2 separate regions of the Homo sapiens genome follow, and region 1 is linked to region 2. Evidence: chromatin loops called from intact Hi-C (ENCODE). Cell type or tissue: CD4-positive, alpha-beta T cell. All regions are shown on one strand. Each heading gives the region's core, and the rest is flanking DNA. Links, peaks and the distances in the headings are about the cores only.

The links. Hi-C counts contacts between places; a loop is a spot of excess contacts. Peaks named below come from ENCODE experiments on the same cell type or tissue, not always from the same donor. Only the 100,000 strongest peaks of a DNase experiment are listed, where the experiment ranks them.
Region 1: it touches region 2 in a loop (6-fold over the local background); 2 of 110 quality-filtered maps call a loop at or near these places.

Annotation. Positions count from the first base shown.
Region 1 is chr7:10,023,766-10,040,021 of GRCh38, forward strand. No RefSeq gene overlaps it. Among named protein-coding and RNA genes, the nearest start is that of MGC4859, 750 kb to the right of the region's middle. In CD4-positive, alpha-beta T cell, for the core only: no CTCF peak of the experiment used is centred there; no DNase peak of the experiment used is centred there.
Region 2 is chr7:9,953,441-9,969,696 of GRCh38, forward strand. It overlaps LOC105375146 (a long non-coding RNA gene), which reads left to right and starts at 7,510. Exons shown (of 4, transcript NR_187856.1): 1 at 7,510-7,725; 2 at 7,845-7,983. In CD4-positive, alpha-beta T cell, for the core only: no CTCF peak of the experiment used is centred there; no DNase peak of the experiment used is centred there.

The DNA.
Region 1 (16,256 bases), core at 4,108-12,107, 71 kb after region 2:
AGAGTGTACAAAAAAATCAGAAAAAAACTTAGTTGGACTAACTGTATAGCAGCATATGTAATAGATTAGAAAAGTAATACCTATTCATGAGACATAGAATATATTAATATTCCAAGTCTAGCATAAATTAGGTGATTTGGGGAACCACAATTTATCTAAATTTTCATATATGCTTTGTTAAAGTGTTAGCAATTTTGATATATTCATGGTCTTGCAAAAGCATCTGTATTGTAGGTTGGGATGCCCTTGCAATGCTATTTCACTGCTGATCCATTACCAACAATCAATTGGATACATGCAAAAAGAGAAAAAATTGCATCTGAGAAACAAAGATAAAACTGAAAAACTTTATAATTTTCTGGAGTTTATACTTGAGCATAGTCATGGATAATAAGTTATGTTCAGCATTCCAACTCTCAGGAATTGGTCGTAATTGCCTAGATATCTGTGTTGTATAGGAACATAGGCTATATCTGAGTTTATAGAAAAATTGTGCCATGATCATTTTGGAATGTCTGCCATGGCAACAACAGAGAAAAGAGGTGGCATTTGTACATGCTATTTGCCATATTTGTATATGAAAGAAGAGGTAGAACATACACAGGAAAAGAGGACCATAAAGTGATTATGTTAGCTCAAGCTGTGACACATTTACAATAATAATTGTTATTAAATTTTTTTAATATTTAAAATATTAAGATTTGATTATTATAGGAAGCTTTAGAAGAACAGAACTCACGTTCAACCTTATAGAATAAGTTGTATATTATTAGAAAATCTTTAAAAATGAGAACATTTGTATTTACAATTTAAGTTTTAATGTTGCATCATTCAATGTTTATTCCCATTTAACTTAGTTTTACATATTAAGTTATCTCTGGATTCTATCAGTATTATGGATCAATTTATTTGTAAGTGTTATATTTGGTCAGATAGTTTCCATACTATCCACATAGGTAACAAACTAAGCAAATCAGTTGAGAATGTATTTATTTTCAAGTAATAGATACTTGACTAACTGAAAGTTGAACAAAGAGGGGTTCTTTTCTTCACATATGAAAAAATCCATAGATACACAGTTGCTGGCATTCCTTCTGGTTTTCAGTGATGACATAGTAGCCTCATCTGTTTCTACTTCCCTTAGCCACCAAAAGCATGCTAGCATCTCACCTCATGTTTAATGGCTTCTGGTTACAAAGACTGGTATAGCTCAGGACACCAAGTCTAGGCTCAAAGTAAAAGCATGGTGGAAGGGGAAGGAAGGGCCCAGAAATAGTTCACTCCTTTTAACAGGACATCAGATATCACCATAAATTTGATTGTGCAGAACTTAGTCCTTTCCAGTTGTAAGCAACGCATTATCTATTACTTAGGGATATGCACATTGCTACTCCAAATAAAGTCAGCACATGGATACTAAAGAAAAAGAGAAGAATGGATAATTTGTAAGCAATAAACCATGCCTGTTTCACGAAGCATAACGTTACACAAAATATGTGCGGTAAGCCCACAGAATTTATTTTCAAGAATCATTTAATGAATTATGTTATCCTTGATAGTTGTAAAAAGAATTATTATTCATTCACCAATAATTTATAAATCACCTATTATGTGGCAAGCATTTTTAAAGTTTTAGGAGTGTAACCATTCTGAGGTTTATTTTGGAAACAAGTTACTTTTCAAAAGCCAAATATATCAGAATTTACATTTTTAATATAATCTTGGAAAACTAAAGCATTGAGTCATTCATAACTATAATAATAATTAAAATATCATATATGAAAGTGACTTTATTTTTATAAACTAGAAAAAACTGACAGGTGAAATAAAAATACCACTTACAATAGAATAAAAAACATCAAATATCTACGAATAAATATAACAAAAAAAGCCCAACATCTCTACAATGAAAATAACTAAACATGAGTAAGACAAATTAAACAAGATAAATGAAGGGTAATTCTATATTCATGAATTGGAAAACCTAGTATTTTTAAGATTTCACTTTTACTTTTACAATTTGACATAAACATTTAATTCCATCCCAGTCAAAAGCCTAGCACATTCTTATGCTATCTATCCAGTGACAAAAAATGTATATGAAAATGCAATGTATCTGGTATAACCAAGACAATGATGAAGAAGAAAAAGTTCAGAAGCTACCCTACCCTATCTTAAAACTTATTATGAAGCTACAAAAATTAACAAGCACAGAGTTAGCCTAAAGATAGATGAACGTACTAAGGAAAGTTCAGAAATAGACATATACATGCATAGTCATTTCATTTATGACTATTAAATAATTGAGCCAAAGAAACAGACACAAAGAATACACAGTGTGATTCCATTTATTTAAATCTCAAAATCAGGCAAAACTAATGTATAGATTAGAAATCAACATAGTAGTTATTTGGGGCAGAGGAAAAGCTGTAATTGGAAGGGAGCAGAAGAGGACTTTGGAGGTTCTTGTAATAACCCACTTCTTGCTGTGGGTGCTAGGGTGTTCATTTTGTGAAAATGTAATAAACTGTGCAATTATGATTTTAAGGATTTATATGTGTTATACTTTAATAAAAAAGTTTACATAAAAATCAATGCTTCCTCTGCGCCAGCAAGAACCATTATAAATGTTATGTTAAAAAATAGAACGGACCCTTTTTAATAATAGCCATTCTGACTGGTGTTAGATGGCATCTCACTGTGGTTGTGATTTGCATTTATATAATGATCAGTGATATTGAGCTTTTTTCATATCCTTGTTGGCCGCATGTATGTCTTCTTTAGAAAAAAGTCTGTTCATGTCCTTTGACCACTTTTCACTGGGGTTGTTTCTTTGTTTTGTTTTTTTCTTGTAAGTTTGCTTAACTTCCTTATGGATGCTGGATATTAGACCTCTGTCAGATGCATAGTTTACAAGTGTTTTCTAGCATTCTGTAGATTGTTCACTCTGATGATAGTTTATTTTCCTGTGCAGAAGCTCTTTAGTTTAATTAAGTCCCATTTGTCAATTTTTTGCTTTTGTTGCAACTGCTTTTGGCATAGTCATGAAATCTGTGCCTGTTCCTACGTCCAGGATAGTATTGCCTAGGTTGTCTTCCAGGATTTTTATAGTTTTGGGTTTTACATTTAAGTCTTTAATCCATCTTGAGTTGATTTTTCTATATGGTTTAAGGAAGGGATCCAATTTGAATCTTCTGCATAGAAATAACAGATGCTGGTGAGTTGCGGAGAAAAGGGAACACTTATACATTGTTGGTGGGAGTGTAAATTAGTTCAACCATTGTGGAAAGCAGTATGGCAATTCCTCAAAGAGTCAAAAACAGAACTACCATTGGACACACCAATCTCATTAGTAGGTATATACCCAGAGGAATATAAATCATTCTATCTTAAAGACACATGCATGTAAATGTTTATTGCAGCTTTACTCACAACAGCAAACACATGGAATCAACCCAAATGTCCATCAGTGATAGACTGCATAAAGAAAATGTGGTACATATGAACCATGGAATATTATGCAGCCATAAAAAAGAATGAGATCATGTCTTTGCAGGAATATGGCTGGAGCTGCAAGGTATTATTCTTAGCAAACTAACACAAAAACAGGAAACCAAATACCACATGTTCTCACTTATAAGTGGGAACTAAATGATGAGAACTCATGGACACAAAAAAGGGAACAGCAAACATTGGGGTCTTGTCAGGGGGGTGCTGGAGAGGAGCAGAAAAAACAACTTTTGGGTACTAGAGTTAGTACCTGGGTGACAAAATAATGTGTACAACAAACCCCTGTAACATGAGTTTACCTATATAACAAATCTTCACATGTATCCCTGAAACTAAAATAAAAGTTAAAAAGTAAATAAAGAAATTTGATTCCTTCAAAAATGATAAAACTGACCCAAAGTACCAAAGATTAAATATCTATAGAATGCCTCAGAATAAATTCAAGATAAAATGTACAAAATCACTATGGATTATAAAATATTGTAACAAAAAAGACTTGGCAAAAAAATGAAATACATACCCTGCTACTGAATGAGAAGACACACTGTCACAAATGTTGATTAAGCCTCAGGTTCAAATACAAATTAAAGGGACCTTCAATCTGAATTTCAATATAATTTTTCACGGTATTTCCCAAATTGACTCCTATACATAATACATTTCAAACTAGCCAAGTCAAATCCTAAAAATAAAATAAGAGATGGTTTTGGACTAACATTAAACAACTGATTTTAAACGTCTGAAATTAGCTCAGAAATAGACAAGTAAATCAAAGGAAGAGTGCCTGTAAACATACATATATGGGAACTTAGTGTATGTCAAATACAGCATAAGAAACCAGTTAAGAAAGGGTAAACTATTCAGTATCTGATATGGTGGTAACTTAATTTTTATATGCTGAAGGCATCCTATCTACCAAAATATTCAAAAACTAAATTCCAGATCCAGTTCTATTTAAAACTCCAATTTGAAATATTACTGTTTAAAAATTATTAGAAGAAAATATAAGTTAATATATTTATGATCTCCATGAACAGCAAGTATTTCTTAGGCAAGTCCCTCAATGAATAAGTCAGTAAAAAATGATAAATTTAAACATAACAAAATCTGAATAGTCTATTTAACAAAGACAAGCAAAAACCTGTGAGAAAAAAAAAGATAGTACACACTATATTACATATAAAATATAGGAAAAATAAAATATAGGAAACACTATACTACATATGAAAAAAGATACGTATATACTATATAAAGAACTTCTGTAAATTAATAAAAACAAATTACAATAGAGAAAAAGAACATATTAAGACAGGTCACAGAACAAGAAAAAAGAATGAAAAATATACTTCTATTTTGATAAGATCATTTTGGCTGTGTGAAGAATAGAGTGCAGGAAAATAATGCAGAAATTGGGAGACTAGATAGAAGTCTACAGTAATGATCCAGGTGAGAGATACTAATGGTACAGATCAGGGTGTAGCAGCAGAAATTCTGATACATAGCCAGATTCTTTGTATATTCTGTTGATTGTGTCATAGCATTAACTAATATATTACATGTGGAGTATGACAAAAGGGAAGTGTCAAGGATGAGTTCAAATTTGCTCTGGAGTTAGCCTAAGTAACTGGCAATATGAAGTTGCTATTTTCTGAGATGAAAAGTTCATATCAGGAAAAGGTTAATAGGAGAATACCAGAAATTCAATTGTGAATCTGTTAAATTTGAGGTGCCTGTAAAATACCCAAATATTGGCCAGGCGCAGTGGCTCACGCCTGTAATCCCAGCACTTTGGGAGGCCGAGGCGGGCAGATCACGAGGTCAGGAGATCGAGACCATCCTGGCTAACATGGTGAAAACCCATCTCTACTAAAAATACAAAAAATTACCTGGGGGTGGTGCCAGGTGCCTGCTATCCCTGCTACTTGAGAGGCTGAGGCAGGAAAATGGCTTGAACCCAGGAGGTGGAGGTTGCAGTGAGTCGCCATCACGCCACTGCACTCCAGCCTGGGCGACAGAGCGAGACTCCTTCTCAAACAAAGAAACAAACAAAATTCCCAAGTAGTGTCTCCTCCTTTCTTTCCAGGAGATAGTTAATATATGAATCTGAATTATGCAGAGAGGAGGGGACCTAGAATTGAACACTGGGCCACTGTAAATTTTAAAAGTTGGGGAAAAGACAAGTAAAGGTGTGAAGTGGGAAGAAAGGGAAGTAAATAAAGCATTCCAAAAGAAAGGGTGGGACTGAATATATCAAAGTCTGCCATTTGTTCAAGTAAAGCCAGGACTGAGAATTTAAATTAAATTAAGTTTAATTTAATTTAAACATAACAAAATCTAAACAGTCTATTTAACAAAAAAATACTAAAAAGACAAGCAAAAACCTGTGAGAAAAAAATAGATAGGATACACTATATTACATATAAAATAAAATAAATTTAAATTAAATTAAACCTAACAAAATAGGCCTTTGAAAACTTGTCAAGAGGTTTAACTAATTGGCGAAGAGTCAGGAGAGGAGGAGAGGAATAAGGAGAACAGAAAACTCTTTGCAGAAATTTTTTTGGAAATATGGTTGCATATGGGGAGAGAAGTAGGATTAAGAATGGTTTGTTGTGTATTTGCTTACTGTTAGTAATAAGTGTTCTCCTGAAAGATTTACATACATACACGAGTATATTTATACCTGTAGAGTAAAGAGATTTAGTATGAGGAATTGGCTTACATGATTCTGAAGTTTGAGAAGTCCCACAATCAGCAATCTGGAGACCAAAGAAAGCAGGTGGTATCATTCAGTTCAAGTCCAGAGGTGTAATAATGAGTGGAGCTGATAATGCAAATCTCAGGTCAAGGGCAGGAGAAAACCGATGTCCCTGATTCAAATCCTAATCTCATCTATAAACACCCTCATGGACACACCAGAAATGTTTCACCAGATATCTCAGTATCATATGGCCCAATAAGTTAACGCATATAATTAACCAGCACAAGTCTACTCCTTGCTAACTTGGCACCCATACACATCTCCTTAAGCCATAGTTACTCTCCAAATAAGATAATAACAAGATCATAAATCATAAGTCTGCTTAACTTGATACAACCGTCCTGCACACAACTGAAGACACATGATCTCTTTCCCCAAAAGAGGAGGTAATGTCTTTGAGTTTTATTAATTCATCTCTTTGATATCCCATAACTTAAATACTATGATGTAAAATTAACAATACTTAAATACTGTGATATAGAGTCAATATAGCTTATATTACATAATAAAGGAATAAAATGGAAAGAAAATAAATAAATTTGATACACACAGCTGTATTTATAACAAACTAAGAAGAAAATACTCATGACAGTTACAGTCCTTGTTTCTGTAACTAGTCATGTGTTTATAGCTGGTATTTATAACTACTTATCCTACTACTTATTTCTTTTGCCGTCAGCAAGCACCTCAACTGGCAGTGGTTCTCTACCTGGTGGGATGACCCAGACCTTCATACCTGAGGGTTCTGGGGCATTAGTAGTTTTTCCTGGATTGGATTATTATAGTTTTCCATTGACCTTAATCACAGGGCACGGTAATAGTAAGAGACACCCTAATGAATCTCTTGTATTCCAGATATACTCTTCCTTACCTTTATTGTGGAGTAATTGTCTAATTTCCCTTTGTCAGGATCAATTACTCACTTCAGCCAGCTCTGTGACTCCCTTCTTTACCTCTTGATTCAAGGCTTGAGGAGCCCAAAGTGGCTAGGCAGCAGTCTTAACTTCCAGTTCAATGAAGTCATTGTTGGTTGTGTCTCTTGGTAGAAGAATTACTGCCTCTAGAACTAAGACCTCTGGCCAGCAGAGCTTAAGGTTACAGGAACAGGAAGCAAGAATTTTGCTAGTAGGTCACTGAATGTGAATGAGTAGTGTCATTCCCATTACCATGCCTTGATTCCTGGACCCATGAATCTTGGATATCGGAGAAACAGAACCGAATATTGAATGATAGTTCAGAAAGCATGCAGTCTTCTGAAGAACTCTGTCCCATTCTGACAAATGATAGCCACCTAGCTGGTCATCAAAAGGCCATTTCACTGTTCTATCAAACCAGCTGCTTCAAGATGAGGGATGGGAGGGTGCATGGTAAAAACAGTGAATTCCATGGCGAAGAGACCATTACCACAGTCTTTTGCTGTGAAGTAAACTCCGTAATCAGGTAATGCTGTATGGAATATCATGAGAGTGGATACAGCATTCTGAAAGTCTGTGAGTGGTAGTTTTAGCAGAAGCATTGTGTGCAGGGAAGGCAAATTTGTGTCCAGAGTAAGTGCCTATTTCAATAAGAAAACATTGCCTCTTACATGATGGAAGCAATCCGATATAATCAACCTACCACCAGGGAGCAGGCTGATCATACCCCAGAAAATGGCGCCATACTGGGGTCTCAATTGCTGACAGGTTGTGCATTCAAAGGTAACCATAGGAAATTTGGCATTGGTGCGTGACTGTCAATGTTGCTGAGCTCATGCATAATCTCTATTCCTGCTTCCATAGCCACTTTGTTCATGAACACACCGGGCAACGACAGGAGTAGCTGGGGAAACATGCTGTCTGGTATCCACAGAATAGGTAATCCTATCTGCTTGATTACTGAAATCCTCTTCATCTGAAATCACCCTTTGGTGAGTATTCACATGGGATACAAATATCTTCATGTTGTTTTCCATTTAAAGAGATGTATCTACTTACCTCGTCCCCCAATTTGTTTCCCAATTTTCTTTGTCATCAGTTTTTCTATTATATCCCTTCTAAGCCCTGACCATCCAGCCAAACAATTAAACACAGTCCATGAATTTGCATATAATCATAAGTCTGGATATTTCTCCTTCTAAGTAAAGTGTGTAACAAGGGAACTGCTTAAATTTATATTCACTGGGAGGAGTTCCCTTCACCACTATCCTTTAGGATGTCCCAGGAAGGGACTGTAGTACTATAGCTGTCCATTTTCAGGGGATGCCTGCATATTATGCAGATTTATAAACCAGGCCCAAGGCTTCTATTTGTCTGTCAACTGCATAGGAAACTTCCCATGAGGCCACAGATGCAAGCTGAGAGAGAAAGGCTTGTATATCAGCAGTGGGGACTATGAGTATTTGGGCCACTTCTTCATGTAACATACTTGTACCTGTTCAAGCCTTATTATGTATATACCATTTCTGTTTGATGATGCAGTGCTGCTGTGTACACTCACTTTATGGCTCAGTGGGTCAGATAACACCTAGTTAATGATAGGCAGTTCAGGTCACATGGTAACTTGGAGGCCCATGGTTAAATGCTCAGTCTCTACTGTTGCTCAGTAGCAGGCCAGGAGCTATTTATCAAAGGGAGGCATTTTCTGTGGAGAATGGCCAGGTATTTCTCCAAAATTCTGAAGATCTTTGCTATTATTCACAAAAAAGGGCCTGGTATTGTCTCCAAAGAGCATTCCTATCTGCCACTGACATTTCAAGCACCATTGGATCTGCAGATCATATGGCCCAAGAAGCAGAGAAGCTTGTACAGCAGTCTAGATCTGTTGCAGAGCCTTCTCCTGTTCTGGGTCCCATAAAAATCTAGCAGCTTTTTGAGTCATTTGGCAAATAGATTAGGGTAACACCCGAATGAGAAATATGTTACCTCCAAAATCCAAAAGGAATTACTAGTCATTGTACCTTTTTTGTTGTAAAAGGGTCCAGATATAGAAACTTATCCTTTAACCTTAGAAGGAATATTTCAACATGTCCCACACCATTGGACTCCTAGAAATTTCAATGACATTAAAAAATTGTGAATTTTTGTCAGATTTATTCCCCACCCTTTGGCATGTGAGCGTCTTACCAAGTCTAGAGTAGTTGGTATTTCTTGTTCACTAAGTCCAATCAGCATAATGTCATCAATGTAATGGATCAGTGTGATCACTTGTGGAAGGAAAAGGTGATTAAGATCCCTGCAAACTAAATTATAAATAGGGCTGGAGAGTTAATATACCCCTAAGGCAGTACAGTGAAGGTGTATCTCTGGCCTTGCTAGCTGAAAGAAAGCTGTTTCTGGTGGGCCTTATTGACAAGGATGGAGAAAAAGGCATTTGCTAGACCAATATCTGCATACCAGGTACCAGAAGATGTGTTAATTTGCTCAAGCAATAAAACCACGGTTGGTACAGCAGGTGTAGTTGGAGTTACCACCTAGTTAAGCTTGTGATACTCTACTGTAATTCCCCAAGATCCATCTAGGTTTTGCTCAAGTCAAATAGAGCTGAGTGGAGATTTAGTAGAAATCATTATCCTAGTATCTTTCACATCCTTGATGGTGGTAATAATCTCTGAAATTCTTCCATGAATGTTGTGTTTATTATGGTTTACTATTTTTCTAGGTAAAGGCAGTTGTAGTATTTTCTACTTGACCTTCCCCACCAAAATAGCTCTTACTCCACAGGTCAAAAACCAGTGTGAGGATTGTGCCAGTTACTATTTCCATTCCAATTATGCATTCCAGAAGTGGGGAAATAACCACAGGATGGGCTTAGGGATGCACTGGGCCTACTATGAGATGTCCCTGAGCTAAAATACCATTGATCATCTGGCTTCCAAAAACTTCTACTTTGCCTAGTGGACCACAGTCACATTTTGAGTCTCCTGAAATAAGCATCAGTTCAGAGTCAGTGCCCAGTAATCTCCCAAAGGTATGATTATTTCCTTTTGCCCAATATAGAGTTATCCTGATAAAAGGCAGTAAATCTCTTTGGAGGAAGCTGGGAGAAGGATTAACAATATAAATTTTTGGTATTGTACCCAGATTCTTCCTCAAGAGGACCCAGTCTCTCCTTTATTCAAGGGGTTTTGGGTCTATAAACAAGCTCAAGTCTAGTAATTGATTGACAAACTGTGACTCTATGTTTTTGATTCAGGTCAGATTTGTTTCCTATAATTTTTTCTCCCTATACAAATCAAGTAAGAATTTAGTAGGCTTCCTATTTCACTTTTAGAAACACTGTGACCAAGTAGCCAACACGATTAGTCTGTGTGAGTCAGGCTGTTCTGATTGCATCTTCATCTCTGCTGTCTGTTATGGTGACCATATCCACTTTGTCTTTGAAGGCTGAGTGCCAACACTTGGCCCCTGGTGTCCCAAGACCCAATTACTCTCATTGTATTTATGTTTTCCAATTTGGTAACTGCAGTTTCCACTGTGAGGTTTGTCCTACAGAGAACAGTGATCAAAGAGCTTTTTAAGGATGCTGGGTCCTCCCTCACAATGTATTTCTCACAATTTTGGTGAAAGTTATCTCTTCTGGACTTCACCAGTGTGGGTGAGGTCTTCAATGACAAATCCATTCTAAGATTCTAATCTCCCTAAGAATTAAATGGCTTGCTCTACATTAAACCAAGGAAGGCATGGCATCTATAAGTTGCTCACTGTGGGCCACCTTTTGACCCATGTTTCAGTCAACCACCCAAACTGTGAGAGCCCTTTCTAACTCCCCAAGCTGCAATATTAAATCCAGAATTTCTGCTTAGTGGGCCCATATCAATAAATTCAGCTTGGTTCAGCTTTATGCTTCTTTCACCATTACCTCACTCCTCTAGCATCCCTTCCCACACATGTTCACTGGATTTCTGTCTGTGCAAATAAATTATAGAACTCAAGTGTTTTTTTGGTGTTTAGCTCACTTCCTCACACTTTGTACTTCACCTCTGGGGCCCTACTGGGACTTGAGTCTAGTTATAGGTCTAGACATAAAGAAGTGTGGTGCGGGTGGATCCTGAAATGAATCAGCATTCCCTTCCAAGGAAACTGCCTCAGAAGAGGTCACCACAACTTCCTCACACAATACAGAATGATTTCTCTCAGAATTCAGGTGAAGAGGCTGCAACTACTGAGAATAGAGGAGCTACACAGCTAGGGGTAGAGAGTCTCTTCCACTAGAACGAGGAACGCAATTCTGCCTAGAATAGAGAGGTCACATACACTGGCAAAGAAGACTGATCAGAATTTCGAAGTTCAGTGTGGTCAGCTTCATCATGGTCTACACCCACATCCTCATCTCAACATACAGGATTCCATTCTTTTCTAAACAATGCCCTCATTTTAGCAGTAAACATTCTGCAAGGCTAGGAGTTCAATTTGCATTATAATCCAGCCAGTTCTAGGACGAGAATCTATGCTTGATTTTTAGCAATCTAATTCCTGAGTCTACAGGACATAAGCATTTCTTTTAGAGCACACATGAAAGGTTACTGATCATTTATGCAGCCCTTGGGCCATGAGTTTGAATCTCTGACCTCATTGTTTTGGTACCATTTTGACCAGTGATATTAGAAGCAACTAGCTAACCTCAATTATATTCATTAGTTTTCCAAACAATATTTGCAAGTATCACACAGATAGTCTCTCAACTCATTGCTTCTTATAAATTGCTAATCTGAAGTCTCCAGTAAAGATTTTGTGTATCTCTATCGCCAGATCATGCCATGGAATGTTGCTGCTCTCTTTACTACTGGAAATAGAGTCTTTAGTGTCTTTAACTGTAATCAGATTAGAGAGCCAATTTCAAAAACCCCAGAATCAATTCAGAAAATTATTATTACCATTCTGTTTTTCTAGACCTACTCTCAGGGTTAAAATATGTGTTAGTCATTGCTCTCTAGAGAAACAAAATCAATGGGATATGCGCGCACACACACACACACACACACACGCACATTCTCACTACAGTTGTCCCATAAGATTATAATGGAGCTGAAAAATTCCAATTGCCTAGTAAATTTGTAGCCATTGTAATGTTGTAGCACAATTACAACATGTTAAATAGCTATTATTTTAGAATGTTAAAATAGCTATCATTAGTGATTGTGAAAAACAAGCAATCCAAATATTCACCAATAAAGTCTTTGTAATGTAAAGTGTGACACATCTTTACTATAGAATACAAATTAGCCAGTAAAATTATTATATCAATCTCTATATAGATAAATTATCAACAATACATTAAACAGGTGACAGTGGAGAATGATCCCATTTTTCTAAAATTGAGTACATATGCATAGAAAAAAAGTTAAGGAAATACTCCAAAGTGCAACATTTTATTTCTAAAATATGCAATTATGGGTGCTTTTCACTGTATGCATATATCTATATCTATACATCCTCAGCTTTTAGGTAAAGAATATTTTTTAAAATATTACAATTATATAAGGAAAGAAAAAGTATCTCTAACAACTTTCTGATTTAAAAGCAAAAATCTCTCTCTTACAGGCACAATAGGATATACACTATCAATCAGGGACCCAACTTCTAAGTTGATAATGACGGATCATCAAAAAGAACTAGTCCTTGGAATTTACTGTTATTCTTTCACTGACAAGAACAATATCAACCATCTCCATCTTGGGGAATAACACCATTACTTTTCTTCAGAAACCAGTCTACCTCATACAAAAATCCAATCTCTGTTCATTACTGGCACCTGAACAAGATGTCTATTTAGTCAATTTTCCAGGCAAAGAAAAACAAGAGTTCCACAGTTCACTCTAAATCTCAAAACCCCAAACGATTACATCAAATGGATAAGGTCCAAAATTGAGACTTTTCAGGGAGCAGTAAGAGCTATTTTGCCTCTAGGGTGTCTCTGCTTTTAGAACGAAGTGATGCAAACTTTCATAAAACAATTTGTCACTGCAGATTTGTGAGATTCAGTCTCCCTTGAGGCTGATGACTGCTCAATGTTTTATGTATCATGATGCCAGACTTGTCAGGATTTTATTATTATTATTATTATTACTTCAATGACTAAATTGAAGCTTAGAAAATCGAGCCATTCTGTTTTTACTGCCTTATGATAAGTAATGGTTAATAAATATAGAAAGCAAGCTTTAGTAAACATTTTCACCAAAGAAGCCCGAGAATGCCTGAGATGACAAGTGTCCATGGATCTTCAGTGGGATGCTTATTCCTGCTTCATGTCATGGATACTTTTGCCCTTCTTTTCTATCTTTACTTGAAAGTCGTCTTAACTATTCCAAGAGTTTAAAAGATCCATGACCATTTCTTGAGGTCATTTTAAGAATTGCCACATAGGTAAAAACAACTTTGGGTCAAATGTAATACACAAAATGTTTTTTGATTGCCTTTCATTTGCATGACTTTCATAACATTATGAATTTCAGCACCTGTTTTCAACCAGTTCAAGAACATATTATTTCATTAATATCAACCTTCCTCAAAGTGTCAAGTAGAATAATGAGATATAAATTTGCCATAACTGATATGTTTAAAAAAGTAAAGTGATAATTCTGCTATTATTTGGATATGTACACACACAAAAAATTGTCACTCTTCATTTTTCTTTTAACAAAATTGCAAAAGGAAAGGGAAATACAACTGTTATTCATATGTTCCTTAAAATAATATTTTATGGCTTTTATATATAGGTTAATATTTTTCATTTTATATGTTATATATCCCTGGGTTCTAAATATTTTATAGATAAGACAATAATCTTTTAAAAAATTATATTAGTTTCTATGAGGACATACAGGTAGTAGGTGGTAAAGCTAAGATTTGAAATCTGCTCTGCTGTGCGGGAAGCCCATCTTTAATTTTGCTTATTACATAAAAAACTTGATTATGTGAATTGGTGGCATTTGAAAGCCCTTTCCCACAGCATTGTGATGCTAATAATTACAATAATTGTCATTTTATGAACTACATTTAGATTTAAATCATATTCAAAAAATGCTAACTTAAGAATATATTTTATTAAATATAATTACCCTAAAATAAATTTAAATAAAATCATAATATAAAACATATTTTTAATTCAATTAATCAAACATAAAGGAAGTGACAGATACGGTAAGAACACAGGCTTTGCAATCAAATATATGTATATATTTGTTTCAAATTTAGCTCCTGCCTTCCCTAGTTTGCTCACATTAAGCAATTTACTTTATTTCTGTATGCTTCAGTTTCTTTATCTGCAAAATAGATCCTCTAATTCTTGGAAACAATTTGAAACTTTTTGACTTTTCTGTATCCTTTTCCATTTTTTCTAGTGGTATCTTGATTTACTCCTATGCAAATTCTTCATAGTCTATGGTCTTAGTACGACCATACCTTTCTCTGCTCACTCTCACAATCTAACCCAAAAGAACAGAGATCTTTATCTTCCTTCACTTGAGAATGAACTGAAGGGAACATATGTCCAAAGTGTGACAAATCAGAGGCTGACCACAGAACTTTAGAGAGTGTAAAACAAAGCAGAGAGGATATTTAGAGGCCAGATTCATCACAGTGGAGAGGATTGAGGATGTAGGAGGGCCAGGAGATGAGCACTGGAAGAAGAGGGACATAATCATGACTCTGACTCTTACTGCTTAAACCCATGAATACCCTTGTTTCCTATTTTTTCAAACATCATCTCTAAACCTCCTATTAACTCTATTAGCTTCTCACACAAACTTTTCCTAAGGAAATTCTTTTTAGAAACTAGAGTTTTTTTTTCTTTTCTTGTAAACCAAAACCTGGTTTATACAATAATAATCAAGGTGAAATGAAGTAATTTGTGTGAAAGTATCAGAAAAACTGGCATAGCAAAAATTTTAGCTATTGTAGTTTGTTATTATGATTATTACTTTTAAAATTTTTTTCAAAAAGGATTTGTGAATGTTAGAATTATTTAAATGTGTTCTGCACACATTCCTCAGAAAGAATACTCCTGGACACAAAACACATTGCTAAGCACCTGGAATAAAATATCTCAGTCTTATTTAGCTTTTTTTTCCAGGTCCTTAACAATGTGCTTTATACATAGGAGTGCTCTGTAAGTATTTGTGGAATGAATTAATTCAAACCTGAAAGAATGTGTACAGATGTTCTTATTACTCTGCTCTATCTTTACAATGAGATGGTGAGGAGATGAGAGTAGCGGAAGACATGGTTACTAGCTAATTTCAATGTTGTTTATAGAAGCGAACCTTTTCTTACTAAGAAAAGGGGTGTGGCTACAAATGTTTCTAAATACTAAATAATGTGGAAATAAAATGAAACTTAAAAAAATGTGCATATAGTTAGAAGAAACCAAGTGGAAGGGACAGGAATAGAAGCTAGATTTATTAGAATATACTTTGATTTGCAAATTTGACTTTACTAACATGAACTTTACATAATTTAAATTTTAACACCATAAATTGAAAAGGAAATTAAACAAACTAATTGTATATCCAATTGGTGGCAATATTACACGAAGATCAGTCACTTTAAGTGACTCTAATATACTGTAACTTGATTGTACAACTCTAATGAGATATACACTAGAGAAAAATTAAATATTAATTTGGAAACTACTTTCAGTAATAATATTGATGGTAGTTTTTACCTTACTTTTATTGTGAAACTATTTTGGGAATTTATGGGATAAATAAAATTCATTTAAATTGATCTTTACAAGTGATATTTTCAGCTTAGAAGAAAGGAAACATCTGAAATCTGTGATGTAGGGTTAAAACTTCATGGTATTAGCCTTGATTCTAAAATGTCACTATGGACTTATGATGCATTTTTTCTTTTAAAAATGTGTTTACAACTGATAACTCTGCTCCCTAAGAAGGCCTGAAAACAGTACACCAATGTAGCCTAGACATTTTTTCATGAAAGAAAGCAAAGAAGGTATCATGACCAGTATGATTATGATGAGAGTGTGCAAGCTCAAAAGCCAAATAAAA
Region 2 (16,256 bases), core at 3,504-11,503:
CTCCTGCTGGTACTTCCAGTATAATGTTAAGTACAAGCGACAAGAGTAGGCTGTGGTTATTTATAGTACCTTTTTACACTAGTTATCAGTTATCAGTGATCTACACACCACTACTACAGCAGTAGAGTATACTCAAGTTGATTATATATTTACCTGTACCAGTGAATTTAAACTTTCATATGGTTTTATGTTACTAATTCTCCACCTTTTGTTTATGCTTAAAGAACTCCCTTTAGTATTTATTGTAAGGCAAGTCTAGTGGTGATGATCTCCCTCAGCTTTTGCTTATCTGTTACTGTCTTTATCTCTCCTTCATCTTCAAAGAATAGTTTGTTTGTTGTAATACTCTTAATAATTTTTGTTGCTTTTTCCAACTCTTTGAGTTCCAGTCTCTCCTGTCCTGCAAAGTTTTGCTGAGAAAACTTCTTTAACCGTATCAAAGTTCCCTTGTCTGTAATATGCTTTTTCAATATTGTTGCTTACAAAATATTTTCTTTGCCTTTGATTTTTGACAGTTTGATTAAAATGTATCTTGGGGAACTCTTCTTTGGATTGAATCTGATTGGAGATCTTTTAGTTTCATGAATCTGGATATTCATATTTTTTCTCAGACTTTGGAATTTTTAAGGCGTTATTTCTTTTAAAAAAGCATTTTACACGTGTCTCTATTTTTCTCTCTCTTCTTCAGAAACTCCTAGTATGCAAAACTTAGCTGTCTTAATGGCTTAATGGTATCCCACAGATTCTGTAGGCTTTTTTCATTCTTTGTCATTTTTTCCTGTTTTTTTCTCCTCTGACAAAATGATTTGTTTTCAAGTTCACTTATGCTTTCTTCTACGTAGTACAGTCTGTTCTTGAAGCTCTCTGTTTGCATTTATTTTACTCATTGTATTCTGTAGCTCTGAATTTTCTGGGGTGCTTTTGTATTCTAACTCTTTGTTGACATTCTTGTTTGTTCCTGTATTTTTTCCCAGAATTCATCAAAAAATTTACTCTGGATAATCTTATAGTTCACTGAGCTTCTTTAAACAATTCTTTCTAATTGTCGGGCAATTTATGGAACTCCAATTCTTTGAGGCCAGTTATTGAAAAATTATTTTCTTCCTGTAGTGATGTCATGTTTCCCTGATTTTTTGTGATACTTGTCACCCTGAAAAGGTGCTCATTTGAAAAACGTAGTCACATTTTCCAGGCAGTATATATTAGTTTTGGTAATAAAAAGCCTTCATCTGGTGCCAGGGGAAATGGGTCACTCTGGGGCACACTGTGGCCACAGATCTAGTGGTGTAGGTTGCCAAGTTTGTGGGTCTGTGGTGACTCCAGGTCCAGCTGGACATGGTGTCATATTGAGTTAGACAACTGAAATCTGGGATGTCAACAACTGTGTGATCCTTGGTGGTGAGGGCTGTAGGAGGTCCACAGTGGCCATAAGGGCTCTTAGTGTCCTTAGCAACAACTTGGGTTCAGCAGCAAGGTGCTGGGGCAGGAAGTGAGGGGAGCCAGAACTTGTGTGTACACATTCTGCTGCAGATGTTGGCTGACAGCACATGCGTAGCAGCAGAGTGCCAGCTGCAGCCTTGTGCATGGTGGTACGGTACAGAATTAGAGGCAGGGGCTGGAGTAAACTGTGGTGCGTGAGTTTTGTTGGAGGCTGGTAGTATGCATGTGCACAATTGCAAAGTCAACTGTAGGCTGGCAACAGGGGTCAGACCAGCTATGTGTTTGTAGGTTTCTGAGGGCATGAACTGGAGTTGTATATGCACATTCAACTACAGGAACCAGCTATGACTTTCAGCAAACATTAGGCGGTAGAGTTGGCTGCTTTTGCACATGCAGCTATGGAGGCTGGTGTTAGTGGCATGAACGAGCCTACATACAGGTGTTAGCTATTGGTGCATGGCAATGGGGCAAGAGCTTACACTGGGAAATCCCAGGTCATTTGCATGCACATGCACAGTGGCTATGCTGGGTCCCTAGGCCAAAGCACCCATAGCAGCAGCATGTTGGATGGCTCTGGGGAAAGAAAAGGGAGAAGGGTGGTTGCTGTTCTTTCTCAAGTGAACATTGAGCTCTTTCAGAGTTATTTTCATTCATAAATAGCTACCAAATTCTTGTTCTTTGTGGGAAAAAGCAATGCTGGGACCTCCTACTCTACCATCTTGCTGAAATTGTACCTTCATTAATGATTCTTTTCAGTATCAAAGCTTTTTCTTCTTCATATGCCAGGCTTATCATATTGATTCATAATGTTTTCTGAACAAAGAATTATTCCAAGTTGTTTTATGTATTGTTCTTAATTGTAGAACTTTTTCAGAACCACTGCACAATTGCTTTGGCTTTGGGGTATCTGAATATATTGAAGAGAGTAATTTTAATGAATCATCTGTTTTAGCAGGACACTGGTCAAATATCACCCACAAGAGAATGTTAACATATTTAATCACACTAGTCAAATTCTACGTACCCAGTTTTGATAAACAGCTTTGAGTGGGGAAGACAAAGAAAATTAACATTTATTGAGTACATGAACTCTGATAGATATTAATTGACACAACTAACCTAGAACATAAATATTACTATCCTCATTTTATGGGTGAGGAAACCGAGGCTCAGAGAACTTTAATTATTGGGTTAAGGTTAGACTTTAAGTTTAGATACTTAGAAAGTAACATAATTGAGAATTCTCTTTAGGGGTTCCTGTCTCTAAAACCTATTGATGTTCTTTCTCTTCAAACATACTGCATCTAACACCGTTTCTAATCTAGCAGAGTTGAATTGTTTTCTAATCTAAAAAAAGTTGGATGTATTAGTTTATATTCTAAAATGTTGTGGCACTGTTCATTTGTGTCTGTTGTAAAGAGCTACTAATGTGGCCTCTTTTGGGCTCTATGATTAGCTGAGAGATTTCTACAGGTCCCCCCACCTTCCTCTTCTTTTTTGAATATCACTATAATTGAATTTTGATATTTCCATCTTGAAAGTCACCCAAAGAGGCCTCTAAAAGATGACTCTGGTGCACCCCCTTTGCAAATATGATTAACTTGGGCTATGCCATCTGACAGGGTTAGCCCCAGTGTTCATCAAGGCGTTTCTTCTGAAACTTCCCCTGGCTCATCTCTCCATGTCCACGTCACTCCCAATATCCAATCATTTGTCAAGCACTAATGTGATAGTAGCCATAGGAGAGGAAAAAGGTGGATGGATTTGAAAGGTTTCCAGGCATGGTGGCTAATGCCCGCAATCCCAGCACTTGGGAAGCCAAGGTGGGTGGATTCTTTGAGTCTAGAAGTTCAATACCAGCCTGTGCAACATGGCAAAGCCCCATCTCTACAAAAAATACAAAAATTAGCCAGGCATGTAGTCCCAACTACTAGGGGGCTGATGTGGGAGGATCATTTGAGCCCAGTAGGTGGAGGCTGCAGTGATCTGAGATCGTACCACTGCACTCCAGCCTGGGCAACAGAGCAAGACCCTGTCTCCAAAAATAATAATAATAATTAATTAAAATAAAACGTTTAAAGTAAACAGCACTGAAAGAATGATGTAGCTAGTCCAGCTGTGTGGAATACAGTAACATTGTCTTTTGCCTCCTCTCATGTCTCTGCATAAACATAACTGGGCTACAGGACCAGTTAGGTGCTCCCTAAAAATATTATCATTGTGCCTTCCATTTTTCCTTGTAGCATTTCCCATATATTTTCATAAATAGTTGTAGGTACACAATCTGTTTAGTGTCTATCTTCCTAATGGATTCAATATTCATAAGGGAAGGCAAATGAATTTTGCCTTGTGGAACACTATTCTATTCCAGTATATAACATATTACCTGACACATACTAGGAACTAAAAAAAATTTGTTGAAAAACAAACAATTCTGTAGTCCCAGCTACTCGGGAGGCTGAGGCAGGAGAATGGAGCCGAGATCGCACAACCGCACTCCAGCATGGGCGACAGAACAAGACTCCGTCTCAAAAAGATAAAAAAGAAAAGAAAAACAAACAATTGATTGTTAGAATCTAAATATTTCCCCTGCTATCAAATTGATTTAGTAAATTTTAACTTTTGATTTTCTATAATAGTTATGAAGTATTCCTAATTTATCTTCTAAGAGTATTCTATTTCCTGTCTATGATCTCTGCTTATGTGCAAAATTCTTTAATTGTTTGTTTGTTTTTCTTTTTGTCTCTCTTTTAGGGGCATTATGTAGATTGTCTCCAAGTTTACATTAAAGCTTGCTGTTTTGAACATCTCTCATGCACCACTTTAGATGCCCTAACCTTCTCCTGTCTTTGTTTGTTTGTTTTTGTTTTTTGTTTTGTTTTGCTTTGTTTTTGAGACAGAGTCTGGCTCTGTCGCCCAGGCTGGAGTGCAGTGGCACCATCTCGGCTCACTGCAAGCTCCTCCTCCTGGGTTCACGCCATTCTCCTGCCTCAGCCTCCCGAATAGCTGGGACTACAGGTGCCCGCCACCATGCCCAGCTAATTTTTTGTATTTTTAGTAGAGACAGGGTTTCACCATGTTGGCCAGGATGGTCTCGATCTCTCCTGATCTCATGATCCACCTGCCTCCGCCTCCCAAAGTGCTGGGATTACAGGCGTGAGCCACGGCGCCCGGCCGTTTTTGTTTTAAAAGATACTATGTTTGTGAAAGTAACTAAGTTATCATTTCTTTCCTATTTCCTTAAAAGATGAAACTATGCAAAAGATGTTTTAAAATGGTCTCGAATAAAAAGAGATTGTGAAATTTCTTTGGAAATCAGTGCTTTCCAATTATGTGTCTTTTGGGAGTAATAGCAAAATTTAGGCATAATCTTATTCCCAATACAAAAATCAAGTATTTTTAGAATTGTGGGAAATTTAAAACATTTGATTACACTCTTCAATAGTTGAAAATAATCTCAGAAATACGTGAATTTAATATAAAAGAGAAGTCCAAGAATAATACATAATTTTACATTGTATTTTCAAAATTGCATATTCATAATTAATAAAATATCCCTTTAATTTAAAAGGGGGAATCATTTTTTAAAAGAAAATCCATCTCAATGTTATAAACATATCTGTTGTATAAAGGGTTAAAAAACCCCTAAGCTTTAATTTGTAATCTCATTTGTTTTAATGTGGCTTTTGCATCTCTAGATCTTGATTTAATTGCAACTTGTGCCACTTCACGGGCAATTTGCCTGGATAATGCCTGCCCCCACTTCCCCTCCCATTAGCTGAGGGGGTGACTTGGATTCGGACAGTCAGAAGTTATGCTCCATAGGGCGCCAGTTCCTTATGTCACTCTTCCTGCCTCCCTGCTACTACATTACTTATGGTTAGTTTCACGCTGAGCACATTTTATTCCACGTTAGTACCCAGTTATTTTTCAGGTGGCTTTGCAGAACAGATGTTCATAAGTGAGTTTCCATCTTTCTTCTTTTTCCTGAATATTTTTCACAAAAGACTCCCTTGCTTTTCTTCATTTAGTCCAGAAGGAAACAGAAAAAAGAAAGAAAAGAAAGACTCATCCTAATTATCCTAAAAAATTTGTTTCTTAGATATCTTCCTATATAATTAGTTCCCATCTATTTCTCTTGCTATATACCTTTGTTGAAAAGAAATTTGCTTCATGGTTTTCTTATCTATTCCAATGCATAATTTTTTTTTGCCTGAAAATTATGTTTTTATTTTAAAATTTGATATAGATGGCTATTACATAGCTCTGTCCGCATCATCTGCATATACTGCTTCTATTCCAGTTTTCATCCAGACCTAAGCCTGAGGTCATGAGTTAATCTTCAAGAGAATTGGCTTCTTTATTCCCTTCCAACTCTTTCTGTTGCTCCTGTTTTAAAGTTTAAATGTCATATGTCCTCACATTTGCTCTTTGTGACTTGTCATCAGTGACTTGCATTCTGTCTGCGATTTTAACAAATTAAAAATAATCTTAAATTTCTCTCTGAAATCTGAAATCTATTCACTAGGGAGAGACACTGCAACCTTTGAAAGAAAATGAAAAGTTCTTCTCTTAGTTCTTCAAGAGTAAAATAGAAGCTTTTAGATCCAGAACCAATTAGATCTCTGGCCTTCCCTCTCTGTTGCTAATCTCGGCAAAAATCCCAGTGTACAATTAACTACACACATATTGATCCCCCAGGACATTACAGTTGGAGTCAATTGGGAGTTTTCAGGACTAAAAATCATTTACAAATCGAGGTTAAAACAAACAAACAACAACAACAAAAATAAACATTTGCAGAGTAACCACTTATTTCAAATATTTGTCAATAGTTCATTCTATAGGTAAAAATTCTTATTTTGATAAGAGTTTTTTTTTTTGAATCCTAGTCCACTTTTTATTTATTCCATATGCCCTTGAACTAAACTCTTGGCAAAAACTTTACAGATTGTAAGCCGGGTGGGGAGAAGACTGAGTGTTAAATCATGAGACAATTAAATTGATCAATTACAATTCAAATCATCTCTCTCTCTCTCTCTCCCTCCCTCTCTCTTTCTCACACAAAAGAATTTGTAAAAGCAGAATAAAAGGCTTCTAAATAGTTCCACAATAGTAGATTATAAACTTTAATTATTCTTTCTCAAAAACTTCTTTAAAGGAAAGAGAAGTAGAAATCTTTCCCAAATGTATTACAAATTCAAAACCTCTATTACTACAGTATTTAGACATTTATCATTAATAATAGTAATCTTGAATCCTAGAGCTTCTTGTAACTTTAAAGTGCTGCTTTCTTTAATAGAAAGAAAGAAAGAAATCCCAATACCCCATAGCCCACCATTAAACCAAAGTCATTTCATACCTGCAACATGCCATCAGCCATCTCTTCCTGAGAAGGAGGGCAGCATGCTGCCAATCCATAGCTGTCATTCACACACATGGCTCGTGGGCAAAGGGGGAGAAGAAGGGAGCCATTAGCCTGTAATTCTTAAAATTTACATCCTCTGTAATTTTCAGCAAAGGCTTTCCTTTTTTAGTATCTAAAATAGACTGAACCACCACTACCACAACCACTTCATGGCATTTTCCTAGAGTGAAAACAGACAGCCCAGTTAGGTATTTCAGGATCAAAAAAAAAAAAAAAGGGGGGTGATTTTGTTCTGCATCTCAACTTCCCTGTGACGGTCAAATAACAGAAATTCGTTTATCCCATCTGCCTTCTTTAATGATCATGAACAGTGACAGATCCCAGAGAGAATGTACAACACTTTCTGCTTTCCAATGCTCAGTGTCATTCTCTGTCAGAAAAAATTTACAAGTTGGCTTTCATGTTTGTAAAGTTCAATTCCCAGAATAGTAGGTTATAAATAGTGATTACCATAAAATACGCCACATCTAGATGTTGTTCCAAGAAAAAATATGGAACTGGATTTTGTTATTTCTTTTTCTGGAAATGCACAAATGTGACATAGCTGCTCCTCATTCCACTCCTTATTTTAGGGAGTTCACACATATGTAGATTATTTTACTTAAGAATGGAAGAAAACAATTCATTAGCTGAATTTTCATATAGTAGGTATGAGTCCAAACATCCTCTCAGGAGTTCATTATCTTTTCACCCTGACATTTTAAAACACAATGCAACAGGCTAGGAGAAACGAACTTTGAGTAGATGACCTGGGTTCTAAATTCTAGTTCTGATCAGGGGAGCTAGGATAAGGTGCATGGATCCCCTGAGCCTACATTTTCTCATTTTATAAATAAGGAGACTAAAACCAATAATGTGTAAGTGCAAATTCTAATAGCCTTGGATATATTTGAAGCTAATAAGAAAGATGTTAGAGATAGCAGAATTGAGTTTTCACTTTGGAATTCTTCTAAGTTTTCTGTTCTATTCTGAATAGCTCAGGAAACACTGGACAAGCTGTTTGGGCTCTCTAGCCTTGGATTCCTCATTTGTAAGACAAAGAAGATAATCCTACCCTATTGCCCATGTTGGTGTGGGAATCCACAAAGAAGGACACGGCACTGTTCCAAGTCAAGGTAAGGTGTCTATGAATGGTGACCACTGTTATTATTTCAGAAAATCAGTAATAATACCGAAAATTATGTTTCCCTCTCCTTAGCAATTGCCTTCTAGGAGAAGAGATCTTCTTTCTTTTCTAGTGTAATAAAGTATGATTTGTTACTCTATTGTTGTACCTATGTGACAAATGCATAGCAAACTCAGAAACATTCATTATTGATGAAACAAGAGTCACATACATTAATCATAATAATAAAAGGAAAAGAGAAGTGTAGTCAGTTCTGCTGTAATCCAGCATATGTGTTTCTATGCCAAATTACGCAATAAAAAACAAGCGGCTTAGGGGAGAAAAGAAGTTAGGAGAACAACACTCAGAAATTTCATCAGTGACACATGAAAGACTGGTAGTAATATAATGAAGATAGTAGCACAGTTAAATGCGTAAGGAATGCATAAATACTTCAATAAATATGCAACTTTACCTTAGAAATGAGGTGAGGCTGCTCTTGGAAGGGTTGTGACATGTAAGTTATTGTGGAGTCGTGGAAGGGGGTTATCTGAAATTGGAAGGAAAGTTCTAACACCAGATGTGGGTGTTTGTGGCTCATAACATGTGTGATGAACTGAGGTAGCTGAGAGATAGTTGACTGTGTGCCTGTGTGCATTTTGTGTATTACTGATGGGCTCAGTCCAGCCATGTGCAGCTTTCTGCCTTCTCTTGGTGTTTCTCGCTGACAAAATCAGGCATAATCACACATGAAATTTGCATTATGCTCAAATTGTTCCTTAATATATCAATTTCTTTGGAACAAATTTGTTTTCAAAACAAGCATTATAGCAGAAATGACAATATGTAGATTTCCTCAAACGTATTCCTTATAAAGATTATGTATATATGTATATGTGCATATCTGTATATATAACATTGAAGATGAAAACATAAATAGAATTCACTGAATTATGATTTTCTTTGCTATGATCATAATAAAATTATTCATGGTTGAGTATCTTTGCATAATGCTGCATTTTTTCCAGCACATCAAAGGACATTATTTGTTTAAAAATGCCAAATACTAGAAAAAAAGAATACATCTTACAAAATCCTTATAAGCACTCTTTTGATTTAAACCTTTTTTCAAGTTTCATATGTGTCTCAATTTCCAGCTTCAGTGAAAACAAGAGAGAAGGTGGTGTGGAAGTACAGATACAGAAGAGAAGAGAATAGGGTAATGGAAATTCAGTTTAAAATGCAGACAAATCTGCCGTTTCTGCTTGATAGCCTGTAACATTTCCATGTAGTGCACTTTGCATGGCAGAATAGCTACTAGTAATAGAATTCTCTCACAGTGGAGGTTAATTACTTTTCAGCTACAGCAAAATAAATTTCCTGTCAAGCTCATGGACAGGACTATGCCAGTGTCCCCATTTTTACCTTCAGTTTTAATTCAATGTTAATATCTGACACTTGCTTGCATTTAGTGGGCTGTTCCTCTGAAGAGTCGGAGCCCCAAAGGAACACTGAGGGACTGTCAGTTATGTAGTATCAAAGTACGTGTTAAAAAAGTGGTTTGCCTCTCCCGCAGTGTACCATAAAGAAGATTATCTGACCTGCCTCTTACTAGAGAAAACAGGATGATCCTCCTGGCAATGTGGGAAGTGAAACGAAACACAAGACAAGGAACCAGGGAATTCCATCTTTCCCAGTCCAAAGGGCAGCAAACCCTGGATTTCTATTGCTTCTCACACCGATTGTAGGGAGGCTTTAAGAGTCATTCGTTTCCATCAATTTTCAATTTAATAAGGCCAAGCCCACTGCAAAAAAAAAAATGCTGAACTTTATAGGATAATGTTTCAGCGGCTTCCCTTAATTATCCAGTTTGGTAGCTCAATTTTTCTCCCCCAGTGAAATATCCTGTTTATGACCATCATCGTGTCCTATCATTGGGACAGGCACTATCACAGTCTCTTAATCTGTGCCAAATTTGGCAATCCTGAAGGACAGATGGAATAGGGAAATGATCCTACTTGACTTCCTACTGTATAGAAAACCCTGTTCAGGGAAACAGGAATAAAGAATCAGGAAGCAGGCTGGGCATGGGGGCTCACGCCTGTGATCCCATCATTTTAAGAGGCCGAGTGAGAGGATCACTTGAGCCCAGGAGTTTTAAGAGTAGCTGGACAAACTAGAGCGACCCATTCTCTACAATTTTTTTAAATGAGCTGGGCATGGTGTGGGGTGCCTGTGATCCCAGCTACTTAAGAGGCTGAGGTGGGAGGATCACTTGAGCCGAGGAAGTTAAGGCTGCAGTGAGTGGGCCATGATTGCACCACTACATTCCAACCTGGCAAACAGAGTGAGACCCTGTCTTTAAAAAAGTAGGGGAAAGAAAACAAAGAAGCAGAGTGTACTCTGTTGAAAAGCCCAGACTTCATAGCTAAAATATTTGTGATTGTCAGTAAGAAAAGAACAGATATGAGAAGATATTTTCAAGTGTATTCTTCTTTCTACAATACAGCTCTTCATTTTCAGAATTCCCCGCCCTGCATTCTCTTCCCATTAAAATCTTTTAGTTCGATATATCCGAGTAGTCAACACATAAAACCTATTCTGATTTGGCTAACCTCACTATCCTTTGAAATGCTATAGCGTTCTATCTTATTCTTTACTGTGACACTTATTATATTGTCTCGTATCACAACTTTAGTTTTGGGTTTCATTTTATTTTTTATTTTTAGTTTACTGCATTTTCTAGCATAATGCCTTGCATCTAGTGAATCCTCAATGAGTTTGTTTTTTTTAATTGACTTTTCTTGATACATAATACTCTTCTAGTACAGAGGAAACTGGAGGAGGGGATGCTCCATGCATTAGAAGCTCTTTTATATCTTCAACACTTGATATTAAATTCATTTGAAATTCAAGATTCCTGTAGAAAATGATATTTGACAGTGGATTTCTGAGTGTAAAAACAGTATAAGGTGATAAGTAAATATTTATGTATGTGTTTCTGGGGACTGGGAAGAAAATTACCAAGACCCATTTTACCCTTCCCAAGGTTGAAACCAAACTGAAAATATAATACCTGAGATAGAATAATGGAGATCAGATTATCATTTTTACTAAGCATAAATGTGGCTGACATGCCACAGTTAAATCAAGCTCCCTAAAATTTCACCCCTGGACAACTTTATGCATTGTTTACAAGAGCAATAGAAACCACTCAAGCAAAGTGCATGATGGCAGAGTAGATAAACTAGGTGGGCTTTGTGGACAGGGAATCCAAAAGGCTGAGGCCCACACATATAGGTTCTCCTCTAAACTCACCAACAAACACAGTTACTGCTTTCTGGCTGGTGCAGAAAGGTCTGGGGAGGGAAATGCTTTTCTCTAATAAGAACAGAGAAAAATGTCTTAGGACAGGATGAGTGGGGAGTTACCATTCCTGCCTGAGTCACTATGATGTCCATTTTTATTAACTGTCTTTGATGATGATAGAGAATGGTCTTTGCTATTAAGGGTAAGTATAATTTGGAATTGAATTTTTTCTTAGAAAAAAATAATAGCAAGTGGAAAAACCTTAGTGAAAGTGAGGGAGAGCCCTACAGCCAGATGGAAAGGGATCAGTCTTGGTCTATAACTGCATGTACTGGACAATGCCCAGCTGAAGGAAAAAAACTCTGACAAGCGACAGAAAAATGGAACACATTTCTGAGTATTCTTTTGCCTTGAAATTTTGTAATAATTGTTCAACCATTTGTTTAGTAGTCCAGAGAAATTGCTCATCTGACAGAGTTTCTGAACCTTGAAGATAAAAGTCCTTCTCAGTCATTACATTTCTATTTGGAGTAGGGATGAAGCATGGAAAAGAAGAAATAATGTTAGAAAAATGTTCAAGTACCATTGAGGTAAAACAGTCTGTTATATATACATAACATAGTTATATGTATTCAAAAGTTGTAAACTCTGTTTATATATATGTGTGTGTGTGTGTGTGTCTGTTATATATAACAGTTGCAAACTCTGTTATATATACATAACAGTTGCAAACTCTGTTATACATACATAACAGTTACAAACGCTGTTATATATACATAACAGTTGCAAACTCTGTTATATATACATAACAGTTATATATATATAAAACTATACAATATATATTATATAATATCTATGTTATATATATATAACTTTTTCTGTAAAGAGTCAGAAATTATTTTAGGCTTTGTGGTCTATACTGTTTCTTTCCCAACTTCTCAACTCTTCTGTTATATCAGTAGCTTGAAAGCAGCCAAAGACGTAAATGAATGAGCATTGCTGTTCCAATAAAACTTTATTTATGGGCACTGATATTTGTAGTTTGCATAATTTTTATGTGCCACAAAGTATTATTATTCTTTTGAATTTTGTCAGCCATTCTCAGCTTGCAGGTGATAGAATGAGTTGGATTTGGTCTGTGGACCCTTGTTAGCAGACCTCCAAAACAAAGAGTTCACTGAAATTTGAATTCAATCTTATCCTGAGTAAACCTAGAAAATAAACTTAGTAATTAGCAGTTGTCTACTCTATAATCTACAGCTTAAATTCTGAACCAAAACTCCTTCTCCACTACTGTCAAAAAAAGTTTTGTAAAAGCCAGCGTCCATGAGATTTTTAAAAAACCTACAAAAGAAAAGAAGATGCAGATTATCCATTTTGATTCTTGCCAAACCAACATTTCATTGTATATTTGCACAGGTCTTAACCTAATGGATTTAGAATGGAAAGAAGTAAAGGTTGAGAAATTGTAGAACCTTAAGAATCAGTCTAATTTAGGGGTACAGGATAGGGACTTAGAATTCCTATGAGGGGTACCCAATTATACAGAAAAATGTTAAGCAGAGGTAAACTGATGTCATTTCTCTTCTCGCTTATTTCATGAAAGAGCAAAGGAGTGAACTTCCACTAGACAGCTTCACTACGTTCTGTGGAAGATAAAACTGGAAGTTTCTCAGGGTGTAACTAGCTCAAGCTAAATTTATTCCAGAGCTTTCCATGGGTACCACCTGAACAGGAATGGCAGGGCAGGCAACTGTTATTCATTTAGAAGCTCAACATCCCCTTTTCCTTCTCTCTTTCCATGTCACAAAGCTGCTTTAATGTTCCCTAATCTTGATTTTCTTCTCTCCTTTTCCCCCTGCTTTCCCAGGTTTTGTTCTTCAAATTAATTACAGATTAATATGTAGTAGACACAGGACAATTTTAAGTAAAGAGCAACATTGTATCTTCATTTCTTCCTTCTATTGCCCTTCTCATGGAATAAATGCTGCCGTTTGTGGTGTACACTGATACACATTTGAAGTATAAATATATACACAGAGTTATTTTAATTTTAATTATTTTTACAGTAATTGCATTATCCTATATTTTTCTGTACTTTTTAAAAGCATATTTTACTGTTTTTTATGCTGATTTATTTAATGTCAGTTATGAATATATCATGGACACCTATCAAAGTCAGTAAACAGTTACATTTTTTTTGGTTTTATTTTTTCCCTGCATAGATTTTCATGGCATGGATAAAATATTATGTATGTAGTCTGCCTCTAGTGGGTAAGCTAGGAGAAGATTTCCACTTTTTCTTTTTCCCTTATTTAAAAAAATACATGCATACTGAGGAAGTTAGACTATACGGTCTATACCGTTATTTCCATATCTAAATTTCTGCGATTCTCTGAATGCATTTCCGCTGCATTTTGCCAGGTGCTCTACCAAGAGTAGAGAGAGGAACTGTACTGTAAGCCAGTTTTTTTTAAAAAAAAGAAAACTAAGGAAGGAAGAAAATGCCTATAAAATATGATATGATAGTTATAATAATAAAATAATTATCTGTAAAATACTTTATAATAAATTTAGGTTTTGTGTTCTGGTTATTCAAAAATCTAAATAATTAATAAAAAAGTAATAAATTAACTAAAATGTATGTTAGAGAGGAATATAATTTTAATGTTATTCAATCACATATTTGATTTTTTAAAGGAAAATCATTATTTAAAAATTTTACAAGAAACTTCAGTCTCTCCCTAATTCTTGCTGGTTAGAAGGTTATTGTGCTAAATGGAGAAGGAAAGGTAGCAAAATGTTAACACATTTAAATGGCCTCTAAACTTAACTCTTTACCAATATATATAGGCTGAAGTTTAAAGTGCATATAGGAGCCTCTAAATGGCACAGATTCTGTGTCTCTGGGCAGAAAATCCCATATAATAAGGCCAAAGCAGTTACTGGAAAAGAAAGTTGTGGTTTTAATGCATTGTTACTCTGCTCATAATTTATCTAGGGTTTGTAATTTGCAGATGGTCTGCTGTTCACCTCATTCATCACAGTGCGACACCAAGGAGAGGAAAGCTGTACACACAAAAATTAAAAATCGATTTGTTGCCCTTGGCATGCTTTCATTTCTTGTTCAACTCAGATTGTGTGTTTACCACTTACTGGTTTATTTTGAACTCCACAAAAGAAAAATGAGTCTGTTTGGTTCATCTCCTCCTATAGAAATGGACTCTCTGGTCATCTCTAGGTTTCCCTTCTCATTTTGCATCCTTATTAATGATACTAAAATGTAGAATTGCTGTGGGCTGAAAAGATCACAAGACTTCTGCCATATTTCCTATTTCACGCTTCTGTTGAAAGCATTTACTCTTTTTCAGGAATTATTTGAAGTACATGTAACAACCAACATTTCTTTCACACTCTTGCCAATAATTTGCTACAGAGAGGTGGAATGCTATAGTATTTAAAAGCTCAGACTCTGAAGACAGATTAGCTGAATTCAAATCTAAACTCTACCAACTTTATATGAGTGGCCTTGAGCAAGTTACTTAATTCAGACTATCCATACCAGGCATGGTGGCTCATGCCTGTAATCCCACCACTTTAGGAGGCCAAGGCGGGCAGATCACCTGAGGTCAGAATTTTGAGACCATCCTGGCCAATGTGTTGAAATCCCATCTCTACAAAAAATACAAAAAGTAGCTGGGCATGGTGACTCATGCCTATAATTCCAGCTACTCTGAAGCTGAGGCATGATAATCATTTGAACCTGGCAGGCGGAGATTGCAGTGACCTATCTGCCTGGGTGACAGAGCAAGACTCCACCTCAAAAAAAAAAAAAAAAAAGACTAACCAGGCCTAACTTTATAAAGGGGTATAATAATAGTGCCCCTACATCTTAAAGGCAGCTAGGGGATTAGGAGAGTCATTACTTATAATACTTAGGATACCTCCTGTCACACACCATGAAACTGATAACAATGATTATACATTTTCAGAAGCTTTGGTTACTTCATTCGGACTGAATCTTTGTGCACCCTCTCCCTTCATAAGCTGAAGCCCTAACCCTTGTATGTGGCTGTATTTGGAGATGGGGCCTCTAAGAAAGTAATCAAGGTTAAATGAGGTCCTAAAGATGGGGCTTTGATCTGATAGGTTTGATGTCCTTATAAGAAGAGTCACTCTCTCCATGAGCACTGTGTCTCAAGAAAGGCCACTAAGCACACAGCAAAAACGCAACTGTCTGCAACTTAATAGGAGAGCCCTCGCTCGACACCAGTCATGCTGGCACCTTAATCTTGGGCTTCCAATCTCCAGTACTGTTAAAAAATAAAATTATACTGTTTAAGCCACTAGTCTATGGCATATTCTTAGGGCAGCCTGAGCTAATGAATATATGACCTTCAATTTGTAATATAATTTATAAAATTAGCTGAAAATATTTATTTTACTCAATGAGATTTTTGTTTCAGGGTTTTATCTTCTATATATTTTTTAAAAATTTCATTTTTCCCCAGTAAGAATAGTTTTTGTGCTTACCTAAATTTCTAATTAAGGTAATTCTTAAAAAGACCCAACAGAACCCAAAAGAAAAACCTTATTAACCCAACAGAAAAAGGTGCCTTAAAATTAGGCAAAAAGGTAAGCAAAGCCTGTACGCTCAAAATAAAAGGAAACACTGATCTGCAGATTAATAAGATTTCAATCAAAATCTCAACAAGTTTTTTTTTAAGACATAGAAAATCTTATTCTAAAATATTTATGGAAAGGTACAGGCCCCAGAATAGCTAAAACTACCTTCCACAAGGAGAGTGATGTAGGAGGAACCAGTCTACCTCTTATTAAGTTTGTAAGTAATCAAGACAGTGTGATATTGGTTGCAAAACAGATACATAGAATAATGGAACAAAATAAAGCATCCTGAAATAGACTCTTATAAACACTGCCAACTGATTTTTCAAAAAAGTTAAAATCAATTTA